2 separate regions of the Mus musculus genome follow, and region 1 is linked to region 2. A link is a loop called in an ENCODE intact Hi-C map of the cell type or tissue named here. Cell type or tissue: heart. All regions are shown on one strand. Links, peaks and the distances in the headings refer to the core of each region. The heading gives the core; the rest is flanking DNA.

What was found. Hi-C counts contacts between places; a loop is a spot of excess contacts. Peaks named below come from ENCODE experiments on the same cell type or tissue, not always from the same donor. Only the 100,000 strongest peaks of a DNase experiment are listed, where the experiment ranks them.
Region 1: it touches region 2 in a loop (2.5-fold over the local background); 3 of 42 quality-filtered maps call a loop at or near these places.

What each region holds. Positions count from the first base shown.
Region 1 is chr9:123,943,936-123,955,060 of GRCm38, forward strand. No RefSeq gene overlaps it. Among named protein-coding and RNA genes, the nearest start is that of Ccr1, 19 kb to the right of the region's middle. In heart, for the core only: no CTCF peak of the experiment used is centred there; a DNase peak (open chromatin) is centred at 5,686.
Region 2 is chr9:124,123,363-124,134,487 of GRCm38, forward strand. Ccr5 (chemokine (C-C motif) receptor 5) reads left to right here. Exons shown (of 2, transcript NM_009917.5): 2 at 989-3,821. The coding sequence starts at 1,000. The coding sequence ends at 2,064. Among named protein-coding and RNA genes, the nearest start is that of Ccr5, 7.4 kb to the left of the region's middle. In heart, for the core only: CTCF peaks have their summits at 5,206 (motif pointing left) and 5,407; DNase peaks (open chromatin) are centred at 2,399 and 3,239; H3K27ac peaks cover 1,223 bases.

The DNA.
Region 1 (11,125 bases), core at 2,112-10,111, 180 kb before region 2:
TCCCAAGAGCAAGGAGCTATACCACCATCTTTTTTTTTCCTTGATAATATTTATTTATTTGCTTATTGACTGATTGAGAAAGGGTCTTTTGTGCCTTAGCTTGACCTTATATATTTCTGTGTAGAGTTGAGAACACCCCTAAACTTTTGATCATTTTTTCCACCCCCTGAATGCTGAGATAATAAACTTATGCTACTGTACACCAGTTTGTGTTGGTTTTTCATGTTAGGCAAGTGCACTATCAATTGAGCTACTTGTTCCACACCCCTAACTTAGACACTTTTACTGAAATAAGTGAATAATCCAATTTTAGCTGATTTCACTGGATCAGCACAAGATTGCATGCAGATGAGAGTACAGCTAAGAGTAAGAAGAAAGTTCTGGCCAGGTGCACACCTTTAATCCCAGAACATAGGAGTCAGAGGCAGGCAGATCTTAGAGTTAAACCTGGTCTACAGAGTGAGTTCCAGGACAGCCAAGGATACATAGATAAACATTGTCTCAAAAACAAAACAGAAAGAAGGAGAACAAGGAGGAGGAGGAAGAGGAGGGTGAGGAGGAAGAGGAAGAGGAGAAGGAGAAGGAGGAGGAGGGTGAGGAGGAGGAGGAGAAGAAGAAGGAGAAGGAGGAGGAGAAGAAGAAGAAGAAGAAGAAGAAGAAGAAGAGGAAGAGGAAGAGGAGGAGGAGGAGGAGTCCACAACTTTTTATTAACATAGAATCATCCATCTTTTTTATTAAGTATATTTTGACAAAAAATTATCAAGTTAAAAAGGCCATTCTTGCCCTTGGCAAAACAGTGCTACACAAAACAAACTCAGAGTTAGGCAGAGAAGTTGAGAACATCGGAGCTCTGACTGTGGTGATACTCAGAGTAAAAGAATATTCTGGAGCATTTGCCTTTGCTTGGGGGAGACCAGAGATGCCCACATGTCTCTCAGCCCAACTCTCAGTGTTTGACATTAATTACTCTGGGAGCTGGGAACACAAAAAGACCAACCTAGGGAAAATGGCAAATCAGAGAACCCAGGGCTCTTACAGAGCACTCTTGAGAACACAAGTGGGATGATCCTGTGGCCTGGGGTTTCAGAGACACTCCCAACCCTGTCCAGGGTATGTTTAGTAAGAAGGCCTGGCCAGGCATAGAGAAACTGTGTTCTAGTTGACTGTAGAACAGTCCACTTGCAAAATATATGGTTTGGAGCAACATGAAGGAATCTGAGAAAGAATTTGTAAGCAAGAACCCTGGTAGGAAAGGCCAAATCGTGAAAGGGTTTGCATGGAGTTCATATCCATTACATGAACCCAGGTGTTGCCACTTTTCTGGTCTTATTTTCCACACATCCTCACAGCCAATCCCTCCTCTATCCACACTGGTCTCCTTGCTGTTCTTCAAGTGTCTTTCCACCTTAGGACCTTTGTACTAGTCCTTCTCCCTAATCACATTGCCCTCCCCCCAGGCAAATGCATGGCCTTGTTTTTCTTTTTCTCGGGTCTCTGACTGATTTGCAGGGTTCTCTGCATGGCTGGTATTTCTAGGTTATTACATTTTGTTCAAACAATTGAAAACATAGTGCAAGTGATTTTATTCAGAAACAAAGTACAGAGTCCATACAGTGCAAGGAAGCAATTGTGTCTAAGGAAGCATCCAGCTCAAGAGTGCTTGGTTATTACTTGGGTTTTTCTTCTGAAGGTCTAGGAGAAAGAAGAGTTCATTGCTAAGGATTGGGTGTGAGTGATTTTCTGTTTAAACTGACAGGCGTGGACTATGTAAGTCTTTGTTCACTGAACATGTCATTTCCCATGATGCATCTTATTTTAATCATGACTATTATGCATAAGAATAACATGGAATATAGGGGTTATCTCAAAAAATTCTCTGATTGGATACAGCTCATCTTTTGTGCGTACAATAAAAACTAGTCCAGGCTGGACTGATTCAAAAACTACTGATTCATTATCCTTGCTTCTCTGATATATTCCAGAGTATGTTTGGCCATAAAAGGGTGTTATTAACGTTTACTAGGGGTTTATAGGTTAGGATGGGCTGTTGCTTCATTTGGAGAGGAACATGAATACAGCTCAGTACAGGTAGGACCCTTGGCTGTTAAGCAATCACACTGCTTTCCTGTTTCAAAACATTGTGAGATAGAGTGTTAGTCAGATTTTTGTCACTGGGATGAATACAAGCATAACAATCTAAGAGGAGGAAAGAAGTGTTTTGTCTCATGGTTTTAGAAGTTTTAGTCCATGGTTACTAGCTCTGTTGTTTTTGGCCAAGAGAACATCATGCTACAAGGGGCTAGTATGAGGCATTGTTCACCTCATAGTAGCCAGGAAGTAGAGCAACAGAAAGAAAAGGGTCAGGGATAACATATACCTTTTAAATATACACTTTCAGTGACTAGTTTCTCTTACCCAGACCCTATATCTCATTTGTCTATGTACTCATTATGAATTAATCCATTGATTATGTCAGAGCCCACATAATTCAGTCACCTGTCAGTGCTACTAGCTAGAACCAATCCTTCAACATGAGTTTTTGGGGCAGTATTGCATATCTAAATTAAAAAGGTATTGTCTGACAAATTTGGACAACATAACCAGGCTGTGGCATAGGCCTGCAATCTCAGTTATTGGGAAGGCTAAGATAGGATTGTGAGCTATGAGCTTGGATAACTTGGTAAGATGTGTCAAAATAAAAAGAAAGTAATAAGGCAACTGAAGATCTATCTCAGTGGTAGAGTGCTTTCCAAGCTTGTGTGAGGATCTGGATTCAACTTCCAGTACCTGAAAAAGGAAGGAAGGAAAGAAGGAAGGCAGGATGGAGGGAAGGTCAGATGAGGAAGAAACTCTTGTTAGATATAGTCTGCTATTCTGCTACTTCCTTGTTCTTTGTCTTTTAATTTTGTCTTAAGATTCTTCTAGCATTTATTTTCTATCTTATCTTGATATCTAGTAAAATATAAGCTCTGAGAAGTGCAAGATACTGCTTTTTGTTGTTGGTCTAACAGGTAGAATCTATTTAGCAATCCATTTATCACATCAAGAGTAGCTTCTGAGACAGTACTTAATAAAATTTTGTGGAATAAGAGTAGAATTTAGTCAAATTGGAAGGAATTTTGGATTAGAGAGGGACAGTCAGATTCTTATTTTAGTCAGTTCTGTTTGGCTATTGGAGAGACGATGAGGACAACAGACTTGACAAGGAAGGCCCCAAAGCCATGTATCTGGGCTAATGTAGTGGAGTGCGGAGAAGGGAAGAACAGAGAAGGAGCTCCAGAGACTTTAAGAAGGAGGTGCAATTGCCTGATCTAAGTGGGTGTGGGATATAAGGAATAACTAGACTGTTGATTTGGGAATCTGGATGCTGGAGCCCTGATCAGGGTCAGAGGATACTGGGGAAGAGCCAATGCAAGAGAAATGACAATGACTTCGGTGACATTGCAACCATTGCAGTCCCTGTGTGGCTGAACTTACTAAGGGAAGTGTGTGTGATGAAGACACAGGAAGGCAGGGAGCAGAGGGCTCACCAGGATGGGTAGAGGAGATGCAAAAATAAAGAGCCACAGCAGAATGAAAGACAGGAGGGATAATGCTCTGATAATCTGAGAAAAACAGATCTATGACGTTTAAATGTGCGTTGTAACCTTCAAATTGCCCTCAGAGTGCCTAGCTGAGTGATGGGAATATCCATGTGCCATCACATGGAGGCAGAGAGTTGACAACACTCTGTAAAGAACAAGGATGTGGGAAGAGACACAGAGGGAGGCAAGGTGAGCAGGAACTTAGGAAGGAGGTTTATCTGATTCCAAAGCTATTTTTCTTTCAAAAGAATTTTGCTTTTCTGAATTGTACCTTTGAGATGAAGATTTTCAAGTAGTGAATAACAAGCATGTAAGCTTTCATAGCAGTTTGATATCATAACAAGATTAGACTTTGGCACAGTACATTTCTATAGTTCTTTATCATTATTATCACATACAGAATCTAGTAATTAGCATAATCTTGATGCAGGGTCACTCTAGCATCGCAAAGACCTCTGTATGCCATGTGCTGATAAACACACTAGACTCCATTAGTTTCTTCTGAAAGCACCAGCCTGTTTTTTTTTTATCTCTCTTTGTCACATGACAATGTTATGTAAATGAAACCACAAAAAATGTTTTGAGATTGTCCCCCAGCCCAACTCTGCCCTTCAGATGCATCCAAATTATAGTGTATCCCAGTGGCCTATTCTTTATGATTGTTGGGTGAAACATTTTGGTTGGATATACAGTTTCTTATCCAAGGACATTAGGAATGGCTTCTAGTTTGATGCTATCACAAATAAAACTTCACACAGGTTTTTATTGTAAACATATGTTTCTATTCCTCTGGGACAAATGGCCAGGTTTTCAACTGTTGTGGTATTGCACATTTACTTTTTAAAGATATTGCCAGTCTTTATCATAGAGTGTGCTGTGCACACTTTAATTTTCACCAGCACTTTTGTGACCCAGGATGTAAAATGGAGCTGCACTTCCCTAGTGGCTGGTGCTTCTGAACATGTTTTATTGTATATAGTGGTTTTCTTTATGGTTTCTCTTTCAACTTTTAATTGTATCACCATGTGCATATGATGTGAGTACAGGCACATGTATACCATGGCATAGAGGTCAGAGGACAACTTCATGGAATTGGTTCTCTTCTACCATGGATGGAACTCAGGTTGTCAGGCCTGCATGACATGTGCTTTTACCTGCTGAGCCATCTTTTCAGCCCATTTATGGATTCTTCGGTGAAATATTTTTATATATTTTTCTTGTTTTCTAATTGGATTTGTAAATGTTAAACTTTAAAAAGAATATTTTGCTTTATGGTGATGGGAATTGAACCCAGAGCCTTACACATGCCAGACAAGTATCTATCACTGAGCCACACTCTCAGCCCTAATATTAAGTATTGAGAGGTCTTTATGTATTGAAAATAAATGTTTTTAGATAAGTGGTTTACAAATTTTCTCTCAAACTAAAAAAGTTTTGATTTGAATGGAATACAATTTATTTTTTGTTTCATAGAACAGTTTACATGTATGCATGCTCACACACACACACACACACACACACACACAGAGAGAGAGTGGGTTTTTTTGTTTTTTGTTTTGTTTTGTTTTGTTTTCGAGACAGGGTTTCTCTGTATAGTCCTGGCTGTCCTGGAACTCACTCTGTAGACCAGGCTGGCCTCGAACTCAGTAATCCACCTGCCTCTGCCTCTCAAGTGCTGGGATTAAAGGTGTGTGCCACCACTGCCGGGCACACACACAGTATTTTGTCTGCATGCATACATGTGCACCATATGCATATGGGTCCATTTGGTAGTGAGAAGAGGACATTATGAGTGCTTGATGCAGGTACTAGGAACTGAACTCTCAAGAACAACAAGTGTTCTTAACTGATTGGCCATCTCTCCAGCTCCTTTGCTGAGATTTTGACGCTGTATCTGTTTATCATTTGTTTTGTTTTTTTTTCACCTACATTTTGTAGTTTCATGGTTTATAGAATCAGAGAATTCTACACAAAGTTCAGAATAGGCGAACATATGACATGATGCTGAGTGAGCTTAAGCTGGTGACACAGAGTGGTTCATGTTCCCAGAAACAGGCTCTGAATGGGGTTGTGGGAGCCGAATGGGGTTGTGGGAGCTGAATGGGGTTGTGGAAGCTGAAGAGAAGGAGTAATAGGGAAGTAATGTTCAAGGGGAGCAGAGTTTCATCATGGAAAGCTAAGAAGGTTCTGAGTGGTGCTGAGGGTTGCATTTTCAACTGTACACTTGAAAATAGCTAAAATGGTAAATTCAATGGCTATTTTACCATGCAAAAATCCTGGAAATGGGCTGGGAATGTAGCTCTGATAGTAGAATGCTTGCCTAGTACGTACAACATCATGGATTTGATTCCCATCACTGCATAAAACAGATGTGTTAGTGCCGCCTGTAATCCCAGTACTCAGGAAATTGAGACAGGAAGATCAGAAATTCAAGGTCATCCTGAGTTACAAAGTAAAATTAAGGCCAGTCTGGGATACATTGTTTCAAAACAAACGAACAAGTAAACAAACACACAGACAAAAAGGGAGATGTTTCCCTCTCAGTCCCTAAAATGACAGGGCACAACGTTAGCAAACTTTGGAACATCTACATTTGTTCTCTTGAGCTCTGACAAGGATAGGAGAGCCCAGCCTAACTTGTTCCCGACCACATAGAAGTCCAGATTTGTGTCCAGCACATAACACCATATTCCTAACTAGAGTCCAGTCCTCTCAGGTAAAATTGGACAGCATGATCTGTGGTGTCTTCACATCTTTCTCTAGCAGGTTTGGCAAAACCAGAAGTTCAGTGGTTACAGAGTTAGGCTGCATTCTCCTGTGCGAGTATGTCAGTAGGAGCAGTGTGCCACAGAAGTCATTGCACTGCCTCTCAGGCTGTCAGTGGAGGTTATTGGCATGTTGGTGACATGAGCAGATAAAAACACCTGGAAGTTAATTACACAGTTGTAAAGTCAAACCCTGCTTTCCCCTGATTTCTCTTCTAAGACTTAATTACAAAGACCCTTTTCCATGGCAAACCATGACAACTGCCTGAGTATCTTTCTCCCTCTTCTTCCTCATCATTTTAGACTCCGCTGAGTATGCCCCATGTTCTAAATTTATGGATGTGAAATTTGGTTCAAATCCCATTACTAAAGTGATTTTGCAATCTTGGCAAGTGACCTTTCTACTGTCAAATTTCTTGAAGGTAATTTTTACCTTCCTCAAACTTCATCTACCCATGCTTTAAACCTCATCAGGTGGGTATCACAGCAGGAAGTTTCCCTCTGCATGTAGCACAAGAATTACATATCAGGAGATGAGGTCAGATAGTGCACTATTACATGGGCATTTTAGCCTGAGGGCTATGTGTGAAAGAGAGTGAGTGACAAGGGACAACCTGCATCTTAAAGAATGTGAAAAGACCATGCCTGCAATCCCAGCTATTGGGAGGTCAAGGTAGGGGTTTGCTGCACATTCTAGCTTAGTTTGGCTTACTTGGTGAATGTACGCTAGCCTAAACTACAATGTGGGATCTTATAAAGACAAAAACAACTCAGAGAGATAGAGGGGGAGGAAGGAGAGAGAGAGAGAGAGAGAGAGAGAGAGAGAGAGAGAGAGAGAGAGAGAGAGAGAGAGAGAGAGGAGACGAGAGAGGAGAGAGGAGAGAGGAGCATGATGGCAAAGCACAATGCCTTTCACCATGTAAAATACATCCTTGGAGTTGCTATACATGGAAGGAAGACAATTTCACATTATGTTCTCTTCCTTTTCAAGAAGTTTCTTTTATCATGAATGGCATGTTGTTTTACAATAAAATGTGTGGTTACTATAAAAGGGGAACAAGCATGAAGTTACCGGAAACACATATTCCTGCCTGTAAAGAAATCATAAGAAACACCAGAGAGAATACTTCCCCTGATTGTGAGCAATCAGGAAGGTATGCTTCAGGAAGGACTATGAGGAGAAAGCCAAGAAACTAGCTGGGCAAGCACAAGTGTCCTTGTGAAGATGAGGGCTGTGAGCATCCCTGGCTCTACCATGAAACAGGCCAAGCAAAGGTTTCTCTAGGGCAAGGTGGGCTTCAGAGATAGGAAAGTTTGAGAAGAAAACAGAACTTGTTGAGCCAGTAGATCTTGATTGAGAGACAGAATCACGGAGAGCCTATAGAACTTGATAGAGGGACAGAAGAGCTTGATAGAGGGGCTAGGAAGCCTAATGAAGGGATGGGAGAGTTGAATTCAAGGGCCTCACTTAGGTTAAACATGGGAAGACAGAGATTATGAAGGACAGTTTCAGGGCATTCACAATAGGTGGACATAGACTTCGGACCAGAGCATCAGTTAAGAGCTAGGTTTCCTGGTTTTGGTGATTATTCTGTGACTGCATGAGAATATCTTAGTAAATGTGCACTGAAGTACTGAGGAAGTTCTTAAGGGTCCAGTCCTCTAAACTTACTCTAAAACATCTCAGAAAGATAACATGTGAGAACAAAAGCAGCTTGAACTGTGTTCAAAATCTAGGCTGTAAGATGTGGGGTAGGTTCTAGTTACACCCAGGAAAGCCAACGGCCAACTGGGCCAGCAACTTCAGTAGGAGCTATGTTCGAGGATGATGACAGAGCATATGTGAGCTGAAGGAGTTACACTCTTGGAGGCTGGTGTGTGACCCTGCTGGAGAAATCCAGACAGTGTCCAAACATTGAAGTTCATACCTTATTATCAAGGTCAAGGCTTCAATGAAGATCATGTGAGAGATGAGAGTAGTTCCGGCCAGAAAGCCCCTTCAGATCCCTCCTCTATTAGGTTTGACGTACTCAAGAATTTTTTTTTTAACCTGTTCAAGTAGGATAGTCCCGTGGAACCTTTCTAGAACCTTCTAGAACCATCAGTTGATAAAACTATATAAAGGATGAATTTGTGATAAATCATTGCCAAGGGTGTTCTCTCTTGAATGAACCTTTTCAACTGTGAACAGAAAACAGGGTGTGTGAAGTAGAGAATTCAAATCTGTTTTTGCTCTTTGTTAAATGACACCAAAGAGGAGTGCTTTGATTTATTTACTTAATGTGATACCAATGAATTATTGGTGACTTGGATCTTATTATTGCTGTATTCAAACTAATTGTAAGCTACCATGTTCAGATGTCTTCCAAGAAAGGCCCTGAACCTCGTGTTGTCTTCTGAAATACTTAATTTCTTGACCTTAGAAAATGATAAGTAGCCCCCCCTCTTTGTTTTCTATCACTACTCTGTTCCTTCACTATTTTATCTTTGCCCTTTATTAAAATTTTTTCTTGCCTTGCCTTGTCTTGGCCCTTTCTCATCTTGCCACTTTAAGTCGGGATTTAGAATAACGAGCTCAAGTGAGGTATGTTTGGAAAGACAAGTGCTGGATGGACCATGAAACCAGAGAAGAAATGCCCCACCAAAATACAGACCCATGCTCAGAGCCTGCTTGGCAAATGTTTTCTTTAAACAAACAGATAGTGAATACAGGCTTCATGGACCACATATGATTTCTGTTGCATATTATTTGTTTTCTAAAAGTCATTATTAACTCCAGGTTGGTACAACAAAAGCCAACAGACAGATTTGATGTGTGGTTTGTTACCTATTGACTTCTGGCTGGTGATTACAAACTTAGGTGGCCCAATGTTAAGGTTCTCTAAGAACAGGAAATTTACATTTTATTTGAAGCCATTTGGTTACCAAAGTCCTGGCTTTTAGAAGACCATGTGGAAGTGTCTAGATATGTATGAGCAAATGTGGTACATCTGAACCTGGCTCAGTACAATGTTTTGCCCTGTGTGCTCCCCATCTTAGACCAAGACAATGCCCTCCAGTGGGATGCCAGGAACAGGTAGCTGGTATTCCTGCCTACACCTTTCTAGTCACACAGTTTTAGTGACCCTTCCTTCTGAGTGCTTTCCCAGTTGCCTCTTTCCTCATTGTCAGCTTCCAAGTTGAGTTGTTATCATTTCATCTCTTGGACTCCTCAACTTTCTTTTGACATTCATCTCCTGTATTACCTTTCTTAATACTTTTGTTTTGCATCCAAAATGACCCTTGTAAACTTGAAATCAGATTATGTCATTCCTGAATTTGACTAATTTGCTGATTGAGTTTGGTGCAGACTTAAATGTGGCTTACAAAGTCTGTTGTTGTCTGGTGTTTGCTGACCACTCCAGTCTCTTCCCTCTTCCTGCTCATTCAACCTATGCTGTGTTCCTGTCCTGTGGGCTACTTTCTGTTCCTTCAGAGAGACCAGTTATTTTTCACTTCCACATCTTTGCATCCGCTGGCCTTTCAACCTGCACATCATCTGATCTCCTAGAAGTGTCATGGACAAAGTGAAATAAATGTATTTTTCTGCCTAGGCTATCCTGCTGACTCCTGCAGGATGCATGGCCGAGCTGAATCTTTAACTTTTTATTTGAATCTTTAACTTTAACTTTTATTTGCTTTCTTCCACTGTTTGAGTTTAACATCATGCTTTTACTGATGCTACTTACTCTTTGAGGGGCCATTTTCTCCTTTACTTCACAGGATCAAAAATATAGGTTCCTTTCCAGGAGTATTCAGACATAAAGGAATGTGACTCAGATAACAAGACCAACGTTGTGCAAGCAATTACAGTGCATTCCAAGACTCTCTCATTCCTGTTTTCTTTAAATGTAGATGGTTCTATTCTTTAGGCATTGTTCCTTCTGTTCTTTCTTAATGATCCATGCAGAGTCCTCCTGTTCTTTCCCTTTTATACAGATATGTCCTCATGTGAGACCATCTCAGACTTTACTGTGCTTTACTGGGACCCACCTTCGTGTCTAATCACTTTGAGGAATGGTTTCCAGGGAATTTTGTGTTACTTTCATTTCTAGGGTGTTGACCTTTTGCTTTATCAGGGAAGTAAATAAATAAAGCTCAGCAATGCCTGCAAAATTTGAAATAATGTGTCTTAGTCAAGGTTTCTATTCCTGCACAAACATCATGACCAAGAAGCAAGTTGGGGAGGAAAGGGTTTATTCGGCTTACACTTCCATGCTGCTGTTCATCACCAAGGAAGTCAGGCTGGAACTCAAGCAGGTCAGGAAGCAGGAGCTGATGCAGAGGCCATGGAGGGATGTGCTTTACTGGCTTGCTTCACCTGGCTTGCTCAGCCTGCTCTCTTATAGAACCAAGACTACCAGCCCAGAGATGGTCCCACCCACAAGGGGCCTTTCCCCCTTGATCACTAATTGAGAAAATGCCTTACAGTTGGATCTCATGGAGGCATTTCCTCAACTGAAGTTCCTTTCTCTGTGATAACTCCAGCTGTGTCAAGTTGACACAAAACTAGCCAGTACATTATAGAAATTACTTTATAGTCCTTTACAAAATAGTGTGCCATGTATCATATACTATCAATTTTGAAAAGGAAAACACGTGGGAACAGTAATGCAGAGATAAATGGTAAAGGTTAGGGAAGGTTCAGAAGATCTTCACAGACCAGGCCGCTGAACCAAGACTAAGAGATGAAATTTGAGAGAAAAGAAAGTAAATTAACCCTTTTGTTCATGAACT
Region 2 (11,125 bases), core at 2,050-10,049:
TTTCTCTCTGATTCAAAAAGAGTTAACCAGCCTGGCCAGTGAAGGGCTTCTGGCTGCCTGGCAATAAATCCTTTATTTAATCCCCTGTTGTTAAGCAACAGGTGATAATTCCTCTGAAGCCTTTGGCTTCTGGCCCAAGAACAATGAAGAATCAAGAGTAAATATTATTTATACTAAGAAACCTTTATTCTTGAAAAATCAAGTTTTGGTCCCCACCCTTCTACTGCTCTCCCAATTGGCTACTATCCAGAAAGAGCCAGTGTTCTGGAAAGCTCAAGGAAAACCATGGAGAGAGAGAGAGAGAGAGAGAGAGAGAGAGAGAGAGAGAGAGAGAGAGAGAAGGAAGGAGAAAGAGAGAGAGAGAGAGAGAGAGAAGGAAGGAGAGAGAGAGAGAGAGAGAGAGAGAGAGAGAGAGAGAGAGAGAGAGAGACATCTTATTAGTTACCAAGGAGTGACAAGCAACATATGTCAGTTAAGGTTTCATACTGCCCAAATTCAAAGTAAGTTACTTCCTGGTAGTGTGGTTTTTATATTAACATTCATTTTCTCTATACTTGGGGAGTGTTTTATCCAGAAAAACATAAACAGTATATTTCTTGCCTCAAGCAGTTAACTCAAGCGTTTAGCAAATGCATATGTCATACCATAGAACAGTAATTAGCACCCACTACTCATTCTTTCTGGCATTTGTGTGAACTCTAGGATTTATGGATAAATGCCTAGAAGCAGCATCTTCTATAGAGATCTTAAGCCCATGAATTAGAGAGGACCTGACTCAGTTTCACAGATTAATTCACCCCACATTGATATGGAAAGCAACATTTTATTTGATCAAATGCATCTTTGGTGAATTTCAAGCCATCTGATGATGGGAAAATTAAATGTAGAAGTCTATGCCTCAAAGACCCACTAAGTTATAAAACAATAATTGTGGTAGGCCAACAATTGCTTTAACCTTTATTAAGCATTGTCTTTTATTTATTCATAGGCTCTTGCAGGATGGATTTTCAAGGGTCAGTTCCGACCTATAGCTATGACATCGATTATGGTATGTCAGCACCCTGCCAAAAAATCAATGTGAAACAAATTGCGGCTCAGCTCCTGCCCCCACTCTACTCCCTGGTATTCATCTTTGGTTTTGTGGGTAACATGATGGTCTTCCTCATCTTGATAAGCTGCAAAAAGCTGAAGAGCGTGACTGATATCTACCTGCTCAACCTGGCCATCTCTGACCTGCTCTTCCTGCTCACACTACCATTCTGGGCTCACTATGCTGCAAATGAGTGGGTCTTTGGGAACATAATGTGTAAAGTATTCACAGGGCTCTATCACATTGGTTATTTTGGTGGAATCTTCTTCATTATCCTCCTGACAATTGATAGGTACTTGGCTATTGTCCATGCTGTGTTTGCTTTAAAAGTCAGAACGGTCAACTTTGGGGTGATAACAAGTGTAGTCACTTGGGCGGTGGCTGTGTTTGCCTCTCTCCCAGAAATAATCTTTACCAGATCTCAGAAAGAAGGTTTTCATTATACATGCAGTCCTCATTTTCCACACACTCAGTATCATTTCTGGAAGAGTTTCCAAACATTAAAGATGGTCATCTTGAGCCTGATCCTGCCTCTACTTGTCATGGTCATCTGCTACTCAGGAATTCTCCACACCCTGTTTCGCTGTAGGAATGAGAAGAAGAGGCACAGGGCTGTGAGGCTCATCTTTGCCATCATGATTGTCTACTTTCTCTTCTGGACTCCCTACAACATTGTCCTCCTCCTGACCACCTTCCAGGAATTCTTTGGACTGAATAACTGCAGTAGTTCTAATAGACTAGACCAGGCCATGCAGGCAACAGAGACTCTTGGAATGACACACTGCTGCCTAAACCCTGTCATCTATGCCTTTGTTGGAGAGAAGTTCCGGAGTTATCTCTCAGTGTTCTTCCGAAAACACATGGTCAAACGCTTTTGCAAACGGTGTTCAATTTTCCAGCAAGACAATCCTGATCGTGCAAGCTCAGTCTATACCCGATCCACAGGAGAACATGAAGTTTCTACTGGTTTATGACCTGGTTGACTTTTGTGTATCACGTAGTTTTTCTATGCAGCTTGGGAGTAGGAATGGTTCTTTTAAAAAAAGAAATTAGTATCATAGAGGGCCCAAGATACATGCATCTTTTTGATATTTATTTTTAGATAGATTGGGTCTTTTAAAACTGAATGGGGAGGTTGGGGTGGAGGAGCAGGGAGAACGAGTCTTTTATCAGGGCCGGGAAATATGCACAAAGAGACTTGAGGCAGGTGCCATGACCCATATGCAAAGGGACGGACACAGGGCCGATGCTGTGGCCTAGAGATGACGTGTCTCACCGCTGGGTTCCTGAAAGGCGGCTGTAAATATGCCTGATTGCCATAAAGTCGCTTCTTGCTGTCTATGGATGTGCCTGACTGCCAACAGGGAAGAACCACTTCTGCCTATAAAACGTAGAGTCAGCAGAACTTGGGGTAAATCGGAGTTAGAGGTGCATAAGAACCCCTAGGCTTAGTTAGGTTGAAATACCCATTGAGGAAACAGCAAATACAAAGGAAGAATAAAGAGTTTAGCCGGGAAGGTAGTCTCATTTTACAGCCGGAATATAATGTTATCTCAGGCTAGCATTTTGTTCCTGCCTTCAGACCTAAATCCTACCACACCGGGACTGTGAAACACCTGGATTATGAATCATGAGCCTGAGGTCTAGGAATAATAATAACGTTTGTGATTTTAGATGAGGGCTGTTTCCATAGTTTGAAGCCAGAACTTTATCATCTTGAGCAGAAGCTCCAAGAGATGAGGAAAGAGCACCAATTTTTCTCTAATTTACTTAGCAGTCATCATCTCTGGAAGATTCATTTTAGAAACAAGTTGTTGTGCCCCTCAGAAGCCATGAGAGTATAACGACTGCTCTCTGTGTTCCAGGCTGAGTATGAGGACTTCAGTCACACTTTCCAGATGGCTTCTCCACACAAACAATGCTAAGTTTGGCCATTTCAGAGGTTTAGGATTTTTTGTTGTTTTTGCAGTTGATATTTTGAATTTTAGAGCAGTTGAGATCTTCCTAGTGAAGGCTAGAGGAGGAAAGAAAGGGGTTAGAATCTCTCAGGAGATTAAAGTTTCTGCCTAACAAGAGGTGTTACTGGTTTTTCTCAAGCTCCGATTGTGAAACCAGAGGCCTGGGACTGTCAGCAGGAAGTGAGCATTTGCTTTTTTCTTCCTTGTGATCCACATTCCTCCCCCACTCTGTTGCTCAGACTGGCGTCAAGCTCACGATCCTCCTGCTTACATCTCAAGTTCTGAGATTACAAGTATATGTGAACATATCCAGCGGTTATTTTATTCATTAGCATATAGAAAGTTATACGTTCTTTGAAGATAATGAGTCTTATAAAAAGTGCTTTGTAAAAAAAATTGCATTTTATACTTTCAATCAAGTGTACATTTAGTGAGTAGTACGTAAAATTATGAGAGTATTTTGTAAGTAGTTGTTTTGGAGAACGCCCCCAATAATACTTGTTTAAATATAGCGTTCTTGGATTAAGTGGGTGGTGGTGATGATAATATTTCCTTGAAAGTATTTTTAGCCGTTAACTTTCTTCCTTAAACAATTTTTCATAATAATTTGTTCTTAAAGATGTTATGTCCAAGCATGCAGTTTCGGAGCAGTGTTGCTTTGAAAGAGTGTAAATTTTAAATTGTGCTTACTCTCAATCAAAAGAGTTTTAACATATTTACGAATTTATTTCAGAAGTCAAGAATCTGGTTGAAAATAAAGATATGCAACTTTATGGTCTGGTATTTGAGTGGGAGTCAGAGAGGGTGAGGCCTTTCTCTCTCTCTCTCTCTCTCTCTCTCTCTCTCTCTCTCAAGTGTGTTAATAATTTCAGTAATGGAAATTCTATAACACTGGGATTTCTGTGCACATGTTTCTTGTCCAGAGAGAGGATAGATCCTCCAAGGAGAGTCTGGAACAATGCTGATTTTCAGTCTGCTACAGCCCCAGCTTCCAAAGAGGGTGTGCAAAGATGTTCGGGCTATTAATGCTCCTAATGAAAGAGACAAACGAGCAGGAAGTAAAATGGGCTCTGAGTGGTTTAGTAACTTCTCACCAGATTCAAAGGGTTGCTTTTCATCTCTTAGATTTGAAGGTAGAAAGTGTTAAAGAAGAGTGGAAGGCAGCTGGGCTTAGGAGAAAGGAGTCAGGGGAAGGGAGCCCTCTATCTGCTATGATAAAGCCAGCTTTTGTGGGGATGAGGGAAAGTGTGTTAATAACTTATCTTGTGGCTGTGACAAAATATCTGACAAAGGCAGCTTAAAGAAGAAAGTTTTACGGTTGTTGGTAGTTTGATGGAATACATTCTACCGTGGTGTGTTAGGAGTGTGAGCTTGGTGGTAATGTCACATCTACATCCAGGAAGCAAAGAATTGAATGCTGGTGTCAGCTCTCTTTCTCCTCTTTATTCAGTCCAATTCCCCAGTCCATAAAATGGTGTTGTTCATATTCAGGGTGGGTCTTCTCTCCTTGGCTAATCCTTTGTGGAAACATCCTCATAGGTACAGACAGAAATGTTTATCCTAGGTAGTTCTAAATCCAGTAAAGCAATCAATCAATACTAACCACTACAAAAGCTCTCTCTCTCTCTCTCTCTCCCTCTCTCTCTCTCTCTTTCTCTCTCTCCCTTTTTTTATGGCTGATGTACACACTCCTTCTTACCTTGCCATATGTTAGATGAATTTACAAAGAAAAACCACTTGAGGTATTGTATAACTATGTATATATTTTCTTTCATAATTTAAAAAATACTTTAATGTTCCATTTGGCTCCATATTGTTACTTTTTCGATGAATTATAATTTCTGTGTTATTATAATTCTGTAATACCTCAAGAGCTTATTTTGTTTTAAAAATAGGGGATTTTGTTTGTCTATTTTGAGAGTTTCTTCTGTAGTCCAGGCTGCCCTGGAACTTCCTCTGTAGATCAGGCTGGCCTCAAATATGAAATATGCCCGCCTCTGCTTCCAAATTGCTTGGATTAAAGGTGTGCACTACCATTACCTGGCTCAAAGATGAGTTTTAAAGCATACATAGTGAAAAATAACCCCTTTTCCTGATTGAGCCAAGCTATCAAAACTGCAAATAACCTAGGCTATATTGATTCTATACTGCCCTCCAGTGGCCAACTAGCAAATAACAAAGATGTTTGGCAACCAGCATGGACCACATCATACAAATAAGGAGTATGGCTTCACTGAATTTTTTACTGTTTGTGTCTTTAATTCCAGTGTGGACAGAGGCATATCCAGAGCAGCTCAGGGTATTTGACACACAGCTCTTTCTCACTGCTTCTGAAGAACAGGAAGAGCCCCAGTTGAGGATACAAGTTGACACTTTGAAATAATGGTTTCAGGTGGATCTGCAGAATGCTGGAGCCCAGACCTTGAAAAGGCTCGGGAAATTACTTATAAACAGGTATTTTCACATGCATGAAGTGCCCCAGACTCTCCTTGCATTTCACTCTAACCCTGCATATCCCAAGTGTTTGCAGTGTTCCAATATAGTTGAAAGGCAGGTGGCTTTCTTTGATTCTTTTTATTCTCTTTTCTTCATTACCATTATTATTCCATCCACACGGATGAAACATTCTTACAAAACTATACACCTTTAAAATGGAAAAGCTGTTGAGGATCACTCAGTCCAGGTGCCTCTCTCTGTAGGTGAAAAGCAGAGTCTACTCCACACTCTCAAAGAGGGTTTCAGAGGACTCAAGAATTAGCAAGTTTTGACAGTGTTTTCCAATCTCAGTGTGCAGTCGGTGATAAGCCATTGAACGAGTGGGTGGGGAGAGGGTCTGATACCACTTACAATCATGCCTAGATAAATTCAGGAGATGAGTTTACAATTAATGAAGGCTACATTCTAGTCCTGGCTTCATCTTAGCTACACTTTGAAATGACACGGGAAGTTGACACCAAGTCTCACTACAATTCTACACTGAACAACTCTCTTTAATCAACCCACATGTACCTGTGTTTCTAACTCTTAGGAATTCCCCAGGTGGTTCTCAAAATAGCCAAGTTTGAGACACTGGTAGTGAAAACTGGGTTGAAGTCTGTCATACTGGATATGATGTTTGGAATCTGAGCTTTGTCACACAGTGTGAGGGTTTGGAGAATGAAGAAGATCATGACCTGGTCAGGCAAGGTTAATTCGGAAAAAGTTGAAAAGTTAGCATTCAGAGAGTAACTTTTAGATGGCCTGGCACCTAATTTAAATGTGTGCACATATATGCATGAAACAAAGCTTGGCTTGCATTAGTTACTTTTGTGTCTCTGTGACCATAGTACTCAGCTAAAACAACTGAAGGAAAGAGTTTACTTTGGCTCATAGCTTTAGTTCATTATGGGGAAGTCATAGCATTGTATCAAAGTACATGGGTATGTATACCAGAGACTGTTCATGTTACAGACGTCCAGAAAGCAGAGTCCAGAAGCAGGGGCAAGCTATAACTTTCAAAGGATCATCCCTAGTGCCTTCAAGCCAGCCAGACTTCACCTCCTAAAGAATCTATGGGCTTACCAATAGTGCCAGTCTGGACATATTTTGCTATACACAAAACATGACCCTGTGAGGGATATTTCTGAAAGACAGATATAAGTTGCTCTTTTTGTTTTGAGTCAAGACAACATCCCCTCTTGAAACTAAGTATCACTGAACATAATGCAGCTAAGTTTAAAAATAAAAACATCGTGGAAATGCTTCAGGATAGTCTATATTTACCAGAAAATTCTACCAGGATTTTTCTACTTACATTTATTTCCATTATCTTAGATTACTCAAAAAATATCCTATAAAGAAGTTATAATGTTTTCTCAATATATAATCAAATCAATCATCTGTTAATGGGACAGCTCAGTCTTTCCTGCATGGTAAAAACCAAACTCTGGGATGAGAAGGTAAGAACTTAAAATTCATATTGGCCTGAATATCATGTTGAAGCAGTGGGAGCTTAGGAAGTAATCTGAGTTCTTATAGCCTTTTGTTCCTTTTGGTAATTTGAAGACTACTAATATCAGCAGACAGGGATGTTTTGGATAGAAAATATCTATACTAGGCTGCACAATAGAATTTTCCTAACATCATGCTTTCTTTCTATATCTTCTAATATGGTAGCATATTACATGAATGTAGAATGTGGCTAATGTGGGTTATATATTATTTTTAATTTTAATGTGGCCAGGATTATTATATTGAATATTCCAAGTCTGGTGTGCATAAAATAGTATAGTTTGACTTGTGTTTAGTCATTACAGTATTGAGCTAACTATGAAAGCATACTATTTTTAAGCCTTGACTTTTTTCTCTGTAATTGAGTATAATAATATCTATCTATCTATCTCATAGTTTTGATTAGAGGGTAACTAAGATATTGCATGATAAGACCTTAAGATAGTGTCACCTAGTTCACAGACATCCTTGTAAATATTTGCTATTGTAAAAATTTTCTGAGAATGTCTATTTTTTTTTATCTTGAAGCAAATAAGGCACATAAGACACTAAATGACTCTGTGTAAACTGACTTATGGTGTAGCTCAATGAGATCATTAGCCTTTAGAGTGAGGTTTCAATCATCTACCAGTTATAACCATGCAAGGACATACACTTTAGAATCTAATATTAGTATCCAATTCAATAACTTTCAGGCATACTCAAGATATGTAGAATTTATTGTTTTTGTTCTGTGCTCCCTAATTTTATTTCTTCCTTATTTAACCCACTGTTGATTCTCCTAGAGTAGTTATTCTCAATGAGAGGATGGTAATACCCTCAGGGGGTATCCAGAAATTTCTAGAGACATTTTGGTAGCTGAACTGAGAGACTTGTTACTAATAGGATCTCACAGATGAAGTCAAGGATGCTATTTAACATTCTACAATATACACCATAATTCATTTTGTAAAAGTTTTTATCATTCTGACAAAGTGCATGAGCAAAACAACTTTAAGGAGGAAAGATTTATTTTGGTTCAGAGATTCAGAAGTTAGTCCATCATGGCAGAAAGATAGTGTTAGAGCAGAACAGCTAACATCATGGTGCTCGGAAAACAGAGAAAAATTGGCTACTTTGGTTGTTTTTCTCTTTTCCCCCTTTTATTCTATCTAGGCTTTTAACCTGTAAATGGTGCTACTACTTTCAGGACAGATCTTCCCCCTTTAGATAAGTCTCTCTATAAACACCTTCACAGACTTACCTAGAGAAGAGCTTTATTGTGTTCTTCTAGGTACTTCTCAATCCAATCAAGCTGGTGGACAAGATAAATCACACTACTCCACTATAAGAACTTATTAAATCCAGAGTATCCACAGAAACATGATTGAAAGCCCTTTTACAGTGTTCTCAGCTAACCATAGCCACATGAAAGAAGGCTCTCCAAAAAGAGGAGACTTGTATGGGCTCTGGCTGATTTCTGTGGTTGATTTTATACTCATAATATGTCCTTGGTTTTTTTGATTGACTACAGGAGACTCAGACTGTCTCCAGACTCTTTATTTTAATCTACATGTCCATTGCCTTTCTTCATGAGTTGTTCCAGGACTGTGAATAAGTGGTTTTGATGAGCATTTGTAGCCTCTACCCTAACTGGCAAGTGCTAGACTGCTAGAACCCAGCCTAGTATCACAGTTCCCTGAGAAGGGCAGCAAGGGTGGCATTGGTGATCCCAGAGCCAAAACCTTCTTACTTTTGGCAATTTAACTGTTACTTTAACTCTTTGCTGTTCTGTGGCCCAAAGCCACTGGCTTCTGGCAATTTAACTCCTCCTGATAGCAGCTGGGGGGTGGGAGAGAGGTGGGGGGAGGGGAGTGGTGGAAAGAAATTTAATTACTTTGGTTCTTTTCTCTGTAATCAGGTCTCTTGCTGGCCTGATCACATGAGCCAGAGAGGAGAGGAAAGGAAAGGAAAGGAAAGGAAAGGAAAGGAAAGGAAAGGAAAGGAAAGGAAAGGAAAGGAAAAAGGAAAGGAAAAAGGAAAGGAAAAAGGAAAGGAAAAAGGAAAGGAAAAAGGAAAGGAAAAAGGAAAGGAAAAAGGAAAGGAAAAAGGAAAGGAAAAAGGAAAGGAAAAAGGAAAGGAAAAAGGAAAGGAAAAAGGAAAGGAAAAAGGAAAGGAAAAAGGAAAGGAAAAAGGAAAGGAAAAAGGAAAGGAAAAAGGAAAGGAAAAAGGAAAGGAAAAAGGAAAGGAAAAGGAAAGGAAAAAGGAAAGGAAAAAGGAAAGGAAAAAGGAAAGGAAAAAGGAAAGGAAAAAGGAAAGGAAAAAGGAAAGGAAAAAGGAAAGGAAAAAGGAAAGGAAAAAGGAAAGGAAAAAGGGAAGGAAAAAGGGAAGGAAAAAGGAAAGGAAAAAGGAAAGGAAAAAGGAAAGGAAAAAGGAAAGGAAAAAGGAAAGGAAAAAGGGAAGGAAAAAGGGAAGGAAAAAGGGAAGGAAAAAGGAAAGGAAAAAGGAAAGGAAAAAGGAAAGGAAAAAGGAAAGGAAAAAGGAAAGGAAAAAGGAAAGGAAAAAGGAAAGGAAAGGAAAAAGGAAAGGAAAGGAAAGGAAAGGAAAGGAAAGGAAAGGAAAGGAAAGGAAAGGAAAGGAAAGGAAAGGAAAGGAAAAAATAGAGAGAGAAGGAAAGAAAGGCACACATGCAGACATACATGCATACTGGATCAAGCAGAGAAGGGTAAATGACTGCTTTATTGTAGTTGCTCTTAGTTTTTATACAGTCTCAGGATAATTGATCATATACGTTTTGTTTGTTTGGTTGTTTTTTTTTAAAGGCATAAGTTCATGTCATAGGTCACCAAGGCTTAAGGAGTTACAGCGGAATTGTTTACATGTATTTTCATTAAGACTACTTCCTGACTAACCATTCATGATATTTTACTAGTTCCTTAACTTCATTATAAGTTTAAAGCAATAATTTTTATGTCATGTTAGTATGGTTTTGTCAAAAGACAAATCATCTGCCTTGTGTCTTATTATTTTGAAGTCTTGTATATATAGATTAATCCATCATTTATTTTCTGTCCTTGTATCTACAATAAATTGACCATTCCCAGATTTTGACCTTTAGTTACCAGATAGTGGCCTCATTCCCGACCTAGAAGGAATGTTTCCTTGATAAATTTCCTTGTAAATTTGTTCCAAGCTTGCTTTCTTTTCCTAGTGCAATTAGCCTGTGACACATGAAGGTTTACAGAACTCTATTTGCAACTTTGATTCTATAGGGGACTTGAGATTACTTGCATCAGTTTATGAGTTCTAAAAAAATCATTATCAGGAATTTGAAATCATCATCTCATCTACACAGAATTTCTACATGAAAGTACATGGTCAGATTGATTCTACAGGAAATCTGCTCAACAGAGTGGGCTGATGATCAGGAATCATTAGGCTACGTAATAGTGGCAAGATAGGACTATTAGAAGCAAGAAGCAATGCTGGGATGAAGTCTCTGAGGACCCTGCAACCCAGAACACACCCATCAACAGCTTTGTAAAATATAGGGCCATCTCAAGAAAACTCACTTGCTGAAGCCTTTCATAGATGGCATCTGACACTAGAAATCATTCTTAGTTTGTATATGCATAAGATTGGGTTAAATCTCTTACACAAAGTATAAATAAAAGTATATCTGTAGAAAATAGTTGGATATCCGATGGGAATTGTGTATAAACATGGAAACAACCTCAGAATGCTAAGTGGATTCTTTTTTTTTTACACTCCATATTTTATTCCCCCCATCCACCCTCTGACTCTTCCACATCCCATACTTCCTCCCCAGCCCCCCATCTCCACGTGGATGTCTCTACCCCCCACCCCACCTGAACTCTAAATTCCCTGGGGCCTCCAGTCTCTTGAGGGTTAGGTGCATCATCTCTGAATGAACACAGACCCAGGAAGTCCTCTACTGTATGTGTGTCAGGGGCCTCATATCTGCTGGTGTATGCTGTCTGTTTGATGGTCCAGTGTTTGAGAGATCTTGGGGGTCCAGGTTAATTGAGACTGTTGGTCCTCCTACAGGATTGCCCTTCTTCACTTTTTTCAACCTTACCTAATTCAA